Regions from separate parts of the Homo sapiens genome. Here region 1 is linked to region 2. Evidence: read pairs that join two places in POLR2A ChIA-PET (ENCODE). Cell type or tissue: OCI-LY7. All regions are shown on one strand.

Evidence for each region. Peaks named below come from ENCODE experiments on the same cell type or tissue, not always from the same donor. Only the 100,000 strongest peaks of a DNase experiment are listed, where the experiment ranks them.
Region 1: POLR2A ChIA-PET joins it to region 2 with 8 read pairs; 1 of 35 experiments calls an interaction of 5 or more read pairs at or near these places.

What each region holds. Positions count from the first base shown.
Region 1 is chr14:77,034,938-77,038,937 of GRCh38, reverse strand. No RefSeq gene overlaps it. Among named protein-coding and RNA genes, the nearest start is that of LINC02288, 4.1 kb to the left of the region's middle. In OCI-LY7, no CTCF peak of the experiment used is centred here; a DNase peak (open chromatin) is centred at 2,387; H3K27ac peaks cover 2,379 bases.
Region 2 is chr14:77,211,139-77,215,138 of GRCh38, reverse strand. It overlaps TMEM63C (transmembrane protein 63C), which reads right to left. Exons shown (of 24, transcript NM_020431.4): 2 at 1,631-1,693. Among named protein-coding and RNA genes, the nearest start is that of TMEM63C, 31 kb to the right of the region's middle. RefSeq lists an enhancer at 1,594-1,823. In OCI-LY7, CTCF peaks have their summits at 1,339 and 1,538; a DNase peak (open chromatin) is centred at 1,528.

The DNA.
Region 1 (4,000 bases), 180 kb after region 2:
CCCCCCACAAGTCCATCTTGATGTCATTTCAAAGAGAAGGATGAAAAGGGGGGATTTGTCAGGCAGTCCGGTTTGAGTGTGTCTTGCCAGGCCCCAACGCGCGCTCGAGGGCGCGCGCGCGCACACACACACACACACACACACACACGCACGCACCAGCTGAGAATGTTAATCAGAATTAAAAGCCAGTCAGTACTATTAAAGCATCAAACATGAAGACCTAGAGAAGAAGGAAGGTAATTGGGGGTGGGGGTAGAGGGAGTGGGAATGAAGTAGAATTCCGTCTTCTGCACTGACTTACTAAAATTAAAGGAGGGGAGAGGCAGCGGTAACCCCGATTTGGTCACCTTGTCAAATGTATTGGTCTTTCCTTTTAACTATCCCCCCACCCCACATCTCCCCACCTTCCTACCCCCTACGCCTCACCCCTTCCCAACACAGTCAAGTTTTGTGCCATTCCCAAGTGTGATTAATCTCTGGCAGAGGCCAGAAACAGGAGTAGGTTTCTTGGCTGCCCGTTCTGATAAACAATCTGTTCTTGGGGAGAGTAGGTGAAGGGGACTGGCGGGGGAAGTGGGGGCGGTAATCTGCGGGCATGATGTGGGGTGGGGGTAGGAGAAGGAGGAAGAGGAGGGGGCAGCCTCCAGGCCGGCCCCAGCTAACCCTAGTAGAGGCCGCCCCCCCACCCGCCGGAAAATGCAAGTGCCCCTCCTTGGGGCGCGTGGTCTGGGGGTGAGTCAGGTTTCCTGCCCTTAAAAATGTGAGCAGACAGTATATGCTTTCTTGCTTGTCACTTCACAACGTCCAGGGAACGTCGGAGGGACATCAAGGGCCCAGGGAGAGGGAAGGAAGAGGAGGGGAGGAGAGAGGAGCCCGCGCATCCCTAGGCTTTGAACCCATTTCAAACGCTCTGGGCGTTGCAAACCAGGTGCGCTTGTGCACAGACTGCTTGTCCCAAAAGGAAACCGAGGCAACCACGGGGGAGGCTGGGTAGGGATGGTGGTGGTAAGAAGTATTTTAAAGCGGAACAAGGAAAGCCAGAAGATGTTTAAAACAAAAGGAGAGACTATTGTTCAGCGTCGGAGGTCGCTGGGATGGAAGCTGTAGGCAAGAAAGCTGGCTGCGGATTTTGCAGTGGGTTTATTGTGTGGGCAACCAGGCAGAAAGCGGGAATATGAAAAAGTGGGGAGGGGGAGAGTTGGCGTGAAGGAAAATCAGTGCCTAGAAAGCTGTGCACGCTGAAAATGTCACCAAGGAGAGGGCAGTGGCACCGAATAAAAGATGAATAATCGGCTACCTTTTGGAAAAAGCAATGTAAAAATATTAATAAAGGCGAGAAGCCCGCTTCTTCTCAGCCTGAAAAGCAAATCCATTTCTCACCTCCTGCCTCTCCTCCCCATCCCAACACACACAAAACACACACATACACACAGCTCTTCTCTGCCCTGCATCCAAGAAGCCTCGGCTAGGCTCGCTTTCCTTTGGATTTAATTACTCGAAAATGCTGAACAAAAACCTGTAATTACACCCTTAGTCCCTGCCACTCAGGCCCAGTACACTTCCTGCCTAGTTTTGTTTTTTAAAGAAGAGGTCATTGCCTCTTTTCTTTCCAAATTGGCCAAAACAAAAAAAAAAAGTAAAAGCCCTAAATAAATCCAACTGCTCCGAGCTTCACTGCCACCACCAGGGATTTGGGGAGGGGATATCCTTGTCTCTCTAGGAGAGATGAGAAACAAACAGCCTAACCTTGCTATTGTCTTTCTCCAGCTTTTAGGCCTAAAGCTTGTCATTGCTTGTTTGTCTGCCAGCCCAGAAGGACATGGACATGCTAGATTGGCCCCCCAGGAGGAGGCCCTCCAAGGGCAAGATGAAGAGAGTGGACAGGGCTTAGCGGCAGGCCTGGCTTTCCACCCATTTTACCTCGAAGGGCTTAGCGCTGGAAAAAAGATTTGTCACAGTGTCTCGCCTTTCTACAGCCCTAGGCATTAACATACAGAATTTCATAGCAAACCCCTGAAGTAGGGAGAACAGGTTTTAATATCAACCTTTGACAGGTGAAGAAATGGAGTCCCAGAGAGAATAAATAGATTGCTCTAAGTCAGTCATGTGGCTGGTGGGAGTATTGAAAAAGCTCTGCCTCTTATGACTTTTGGGCTATTGCATCAGGAAAGTAGGACACCTAGGAGGAAATGGAAGCTTCTAGATTCTGGGCTACAGCCAGTCTGGCTTGGTTCATCCAGCACTGAGATAGAAAGTGTTCCCTAAATAAATAGTTGAATAACTGAATGAATGGTAAATGGAAGGGCACTGGTTAGGGAGTTGGGGAACAGAAACCCACCAGGCCATCTGGTAGCCAAGTTTCAGCTTCGAAACAAAATGTAAGTACTGAGAATAGTTTCACACCAGGAACCTATCAAGCTTACTCTTCTGTGTACGGCCAGAGAGGGGAGTTCAGGTTAAAGTATGGTGGTCCTCTACATGTGTTGGAGGGGTCACTTTGTTTCCGGGCTTTCTTGCTCCAGTGATGCCTAGGCCAGATTTGATGTCAGAGCTATACACCTACCCTTGGCTAGAAGTGCTTTTTTTTTTTTCTCTTAAGAGATGAAGGCTGGGTGCGGTGGCTCACACCTGTAATCTCAGCACTTTGGGAGGCTGAGGTAGATTACCTGAGGTCTGGAGTTCGAGACCAGCCTGGCAAACATGGTGAAACCCCATGAAACAATATATACAAAAATTAGCCAGGCATGGTGGCAGGCACCTGTAATCCCAGCTACTTGGGAGGCCGAGACAGGAGAATCGCTTGAACCCAGGAGGTGGAGGTTGCAGTGAGCCGAGATTGCGCCACTGCACTCCAGCCTGGGCGTAGAGTGAGACTCCATCTCAAAAAAAAAGGTCTTGCTCTGTCACCCAGGGTGGAATAGTGGAATGCAGTGGTGTGATCATAGTTCACTGCAGTCTTGAACTACTCCTGGGCTCAAGTGATCCTCCCACCTCAGCCTCCCAAGTAGCTGGCACTACAGGTGTGCACAACTGCACTGCACCTGGTGGCCAGAAGTGCTTTGAGGACTGTAGCCTGCCACAATCATGTGGCCCCTAGCCTAAGGACAGGACAGTACATGTTGGGTGAGTGTCTATACAGCTGGTGTGACCCGTATAAGGTGGCGCACGTTACTTATGTGATATGACTTTTGGGTATGAGAAGAGGCTCCTTCCACTATAAAATGCACTCTCTTCATTTTCCTCCTTGTTTATTGTTCAGCCTGGGGTCTTTCTCAAGAGTGCACAATGAAAATGCTGCTGTCCTTGGTAAGGGTATCTCAGTAAATTCCTAAATGCTTCAGTGAGTTCTAGAACTTCAGATTTTCCTCCATCACCTCTGCCAAGGACCGGGGTATAGAAAAGGCAGGAAGAGACCAGATGCGGTGGTAATCCCTGTACTTTGGGAGGCTGAGGTGAGAGAACTGCCTGAGCCCAGAAGAGACAGGCCTGGGCAACATAGTGAGATCCCCGTGTCTACAAAAAATAAAAAACTAAGCTAGGTATGGGGTGGTGCATGCCTGTAGTCCCAGCTACTCCTAAGGCTGAGGTGAGAGATCGTACCACTGCACTCCAGCATGGGTGAGACCCTGTCTCAAAATAAATAAATAACATGTTTTTGTTTTTGTTTTGGCAGGGGCTGAGCGCAGTTGCTCACGCCTGTAATCTTAGCACTTTGGGAGGCCCAAGCAGGTGGATTACTGGAGTCCAGGAGTTTGAGACCAGCCTGGGCAACATGGCAAAATCCCATCTCTCTCTTTTTTTTTAATACTAAAAATAAAAAATGAGCTAGGCGTGATGGCACACACCTGTAGTCCCATCTACTTGGGAGGCTGAGGTGGGAGAATCATCTGAGCCAGGGAGGTTGAGGCTGTATGGGCTGAGATGGCACCACGGCACTCAGCCTGGGCAACTGAAGTGAGACTTTCTCCAAAAAAAAAAAAAAAAAAGAAAAAGAAAGAAA
Region 2 (4,000 bases):
GAGGCTCATGATCTTGAATTGACGAGAGCAGCCAGACTTGCTGTGCTGGATTCACCTGTATGGTTGCAGGTGTGGAAGACTTAGTAGGGGTAGAGGCTTCCCCCCAGCAAGTATGAGCATAACACAAGAGGGTTGAGGGTGTAGCAGGTGAATAATTGTAATGATTTGCTGTGGAATTTGAGCCAGGAGAGAAATAAGATGCAAGATGGGTGAGGACCAGGGAAAGCTACTGGAGTTCCAAGGGGAGGTAGAAGAATTGTGGACGGCTAGTAAGTGTAGAGCAGAGGGAGTGGCATGCTGAAAGTGGGATGTTTGGTGCTGAAATGAAAGAGATTCCGGCTATCGGTGGTGATCGGGTCTAGGACATGACCGTGGGAGCGAGCGGCTGAGTATCAGAAGGATCATCTTTGTGGAGATGTGGACATTGACATCAGCAAGAATGAAGACAGGAAAAAAACTGGGGAGACAGTGAGGGGGGAAGGGGAGAGTGGCCTGGGGGACTCCTTGATGACTAACAACGATGGGCAGCAAGATGTCTAGGTTGACACCTGTGGGTCCAAGACAGGGGGCTCTAGAAAGCAGGGAGGAAGAGTCTCAATGTTGCCAAGGGGAACAAGAAAGACACGTCTCCATCCCCAGGCCAGTGGTGTTGGAGGGGAAGCAGGAACCACCCTCTGAGAGGGTGGAAAGGGAAGCTGGACTGGGGAGTCTCCCAGTCGGAGGGTGAGGAGACCGAGGAGCTGGGGATGCTTCTGGGGATTACAGGTTCCGTGCCACTGAATCTCAGCTCCAACGCTCACTCATCGCTCATCGGGTGACCTTGAGCAAGGCACTTACAGTCCCCATGCCTCACTTTACTCCTCTGTAAAGTGGAAATGGCAACAGCCATTAGTACCCACTTCACAGGGCTCTTAAGAGGAGTGTTAGGATGTGTTCATCTTGTAGAACAATGCCTGGAACACAAGGAGCATCACATAAATATTTGCAAAATGAAGAATGGAGATCCAGGGGGCACCATGGAAAGGTTTCAGGAGTTGGGGAGGGCTGAGAGATGGGGATGGAGAAGGAATGAAGGTAAAGGGATTGAAGCAGGGGACAGGAGGTGGCCTGGGAGTCTGGGCTGCTTGTGCTCACTCCCAGAACCTGCGATGGAGGGCCTGAGAGTAGTCCTGGAAACAGAAGGGGTGCACAAAACTCCTCCCACTCCCACCCTCTAGATTAGCATCTAGCAGGATCCGGGAGTCTCTTGCCTGTCTTTCTCAGTTCCCCTAATTCCTGCTCCATCGAGCTCTGCCTAGGCCACCCATAGTTTTCTTGTTTCTACCCCAGGTGGCTAATTAACTCACTAGCACGTTTAGCCAGATGCAAACTCATAATAGTTTACATCGAACACAGTACACTTCAACGGCATGCCTTCTGCCAGAGCATCAGAGTAGCAGCCAATGGCATTTCTAGGGTCTCTTGGAGGAAGGAGCTGGCATCTGAGCTACCTCGGGCTCCAGGTCAGCTAAGGCAGGAGGCTGCAGTTCTGCTGGTGGTCATTGGGAGGAGCCCGCGCGAAGGAAGCGGGCGGGGGAAGGTGTAGGAAGGCGATCCTGCAGGTGGAGAGGCCCGGGGAGACTTTTCCCACCTGAGTCACTTCTCCAGTGAAGGTCCACGTCAGGCCCGGAGGCTCCACCCAGCTACGGGGCTGCTGCAAAAGAACACACGCGGTGGAGAGACCACAAGACTTACAGACCCAGGAACTCCCTTGCTGGCAGCACCCTCCTTCAGGGCCCCTTTGGTCATCTTTATGCTCAAATGCACGTCCTTTATCAGAGCTCTGCTTTGCAAATAGTTTCCCCCTGGCCTATTGCTTTTCTTTTAATTGTCTTGATGGTGTCTTTTGAAGTGTAAAAGTTTTGAATTTTGACAAAGTGACCTCCAAGCTGAGATGTGAAAGGGGTGTAGGAGTTAGTCCTGTGCAATGGGCAAGCGTGGGCAGAGGCACCCGTGTTGGCAAAGACCTAGAGGGAAGGCTGAATATAACGTTTTGAGGAAATGAAAATGAATGGCAGTGGCTACAGTGTAGAATAGACCACTATTGGTTCATTCATTCATTCATTCAACAAGAATTCATTGAGTATCTATTTCCCCTGGAAGTACAAACATGAGGTCCTCTCTAGGGAGTTCACATCCCAGCCTTTGGGGTTAGGGAGAGGACTGCTGTTGGGCGGCTTGGACCAGGTGGCCCTTCTGCCTGGGAGGACCCCTAGTTACAAGGCCCCAGCCACTAAGCTTGGAGTTGGGCAGGAGGTGGGGAATTCCATCCAGCAGGTTGGTCAGGTGCAGGCTTTCAGCTCAACCTGGCTGCTCAACCTGCAGGGCAGTGAGGGAGGAAAAGAAAGGAGACAAGATCCTCACCCTCTCCCACCTCACCACCCTCCTCAGCTTTCCCAGGCAGCAAGCAGAGGCAGTAATGAGGGAGGCTGTTGCCATGGAAACCTAAAGCAGCACCAAGCCTTTTCTCTGCATCCCTTCACCCTCCCTGGACCATACTTCTTTCTGGAGGGAGAGCTAGCTCTTGGGTGTGAAGAAGACAGGCAGAAAATCCAGATTTTGGCTTACTGGAGACTAAAGCACCAGCACTGGAAAGAATGAAGCTAGAAACTCTAGGATGTCAACAGAAAACACAGCAGGGCCACCAGCCCAGCAGGGCGTAGCGGGGGCATCAAAGAACTCATCTGTTTAGACATCACTTTCACAGTATAGGACAAAGGCTGTCTGGGGCAATGGGAAGGATCAGGCTCTCTGAAGCCACTGACTGGACTTAATCCCAGACCCACCTTTGCTAGCTGTGTGACCAGGGGCAGTGACTTCATCTGTCTCAGCCTCAGTTCCCATATCTGGAAAATGGGTATAATAACAGTATTGCCTCACAGGGTTATTGCAAAGGGGAAGTAAGATAATTCACATAAATCCATTTGCACAGTGCTTGAGAAATATGACTGCTTAATTCGCCAGCGCTGCCATCCTCCTCCTCCTCAGCTTATTTGTAAGGCTGTGGTGAGGGGCCCAGACTGCACAGTCCCTACACTCCTCCTTCCAGCCTCTCTGTTCTGGGGCAGGCAAGAGGAGAGATGTGAGGATGGAAAGGTCCATCCACTATCCCACAGACTGCAGCTGGTAGGTGGTGGTTGTTTCTGTCCTTCCTGTGCATAAAAAATAAATGTCAGCCTTGCTTTGTGGGCCAAGGAGGGGCAGTGGGAGATGATGTGAATTCTGGTTGGTGAGTCAGGGTTTCAGGGCCCCTCCTAGCTGCATATCTTATCTGATGGGAGAGTGTGTGGCCCTCTTCCTGTCCCATTTCTCCTCCATCCTGGGTTCCTATGCCAAAAGCTGGCAGCTCAGCTGTTCTAGGCTTGGGCAAAGTTGTCTTTGGCAACTGGGCAAAGGCTTCAAAAAGGGCTAGCTTTGCCTTTCTGTCTGCCCCATCCTACTGCTCACTCCCAGGCCTCCAGACCTAGCCTGGTTTTATCCACTGCTGCCCTAACTAACAAGGCCAGCACTTTGCTTCCCACTTCCCCTTCCAGATGAGTTAGACATCTCAAGGCCAAAGCCAAATCTCAGGGATGACCCCAGAGTTAGGATGGTCCAGGAGGGCCCAGGGAGGGACAAATTTTATTAATAGCTAACGTTTACAGAGCAAGTAATATGAGCTAAATATTTTCTATTTAAGTACTAGCTCATTTAATTCTCATAAGTACCCTAGGGTATGAGAACCATCCCTAAATGCAAGAGAAAATTAAGGCCTAGAGAGGTTAAACAACTGGCTCAAGGTCATGGCCCAGAGAAGTTAACTGGCCCGAGGTCACGGTGCTAGTGAATGGCAGAGCTGGCCCTGAAGCCAGACCATTTGTAACCCTCTGCTTTGCTGGCCCCTGAGCCTCTGCTGCTCTGGACATGCTGAGCAGGGGGCAGAGGAAGGGGATGACCTTGCTCAAACTTTAGTCCAGGGACA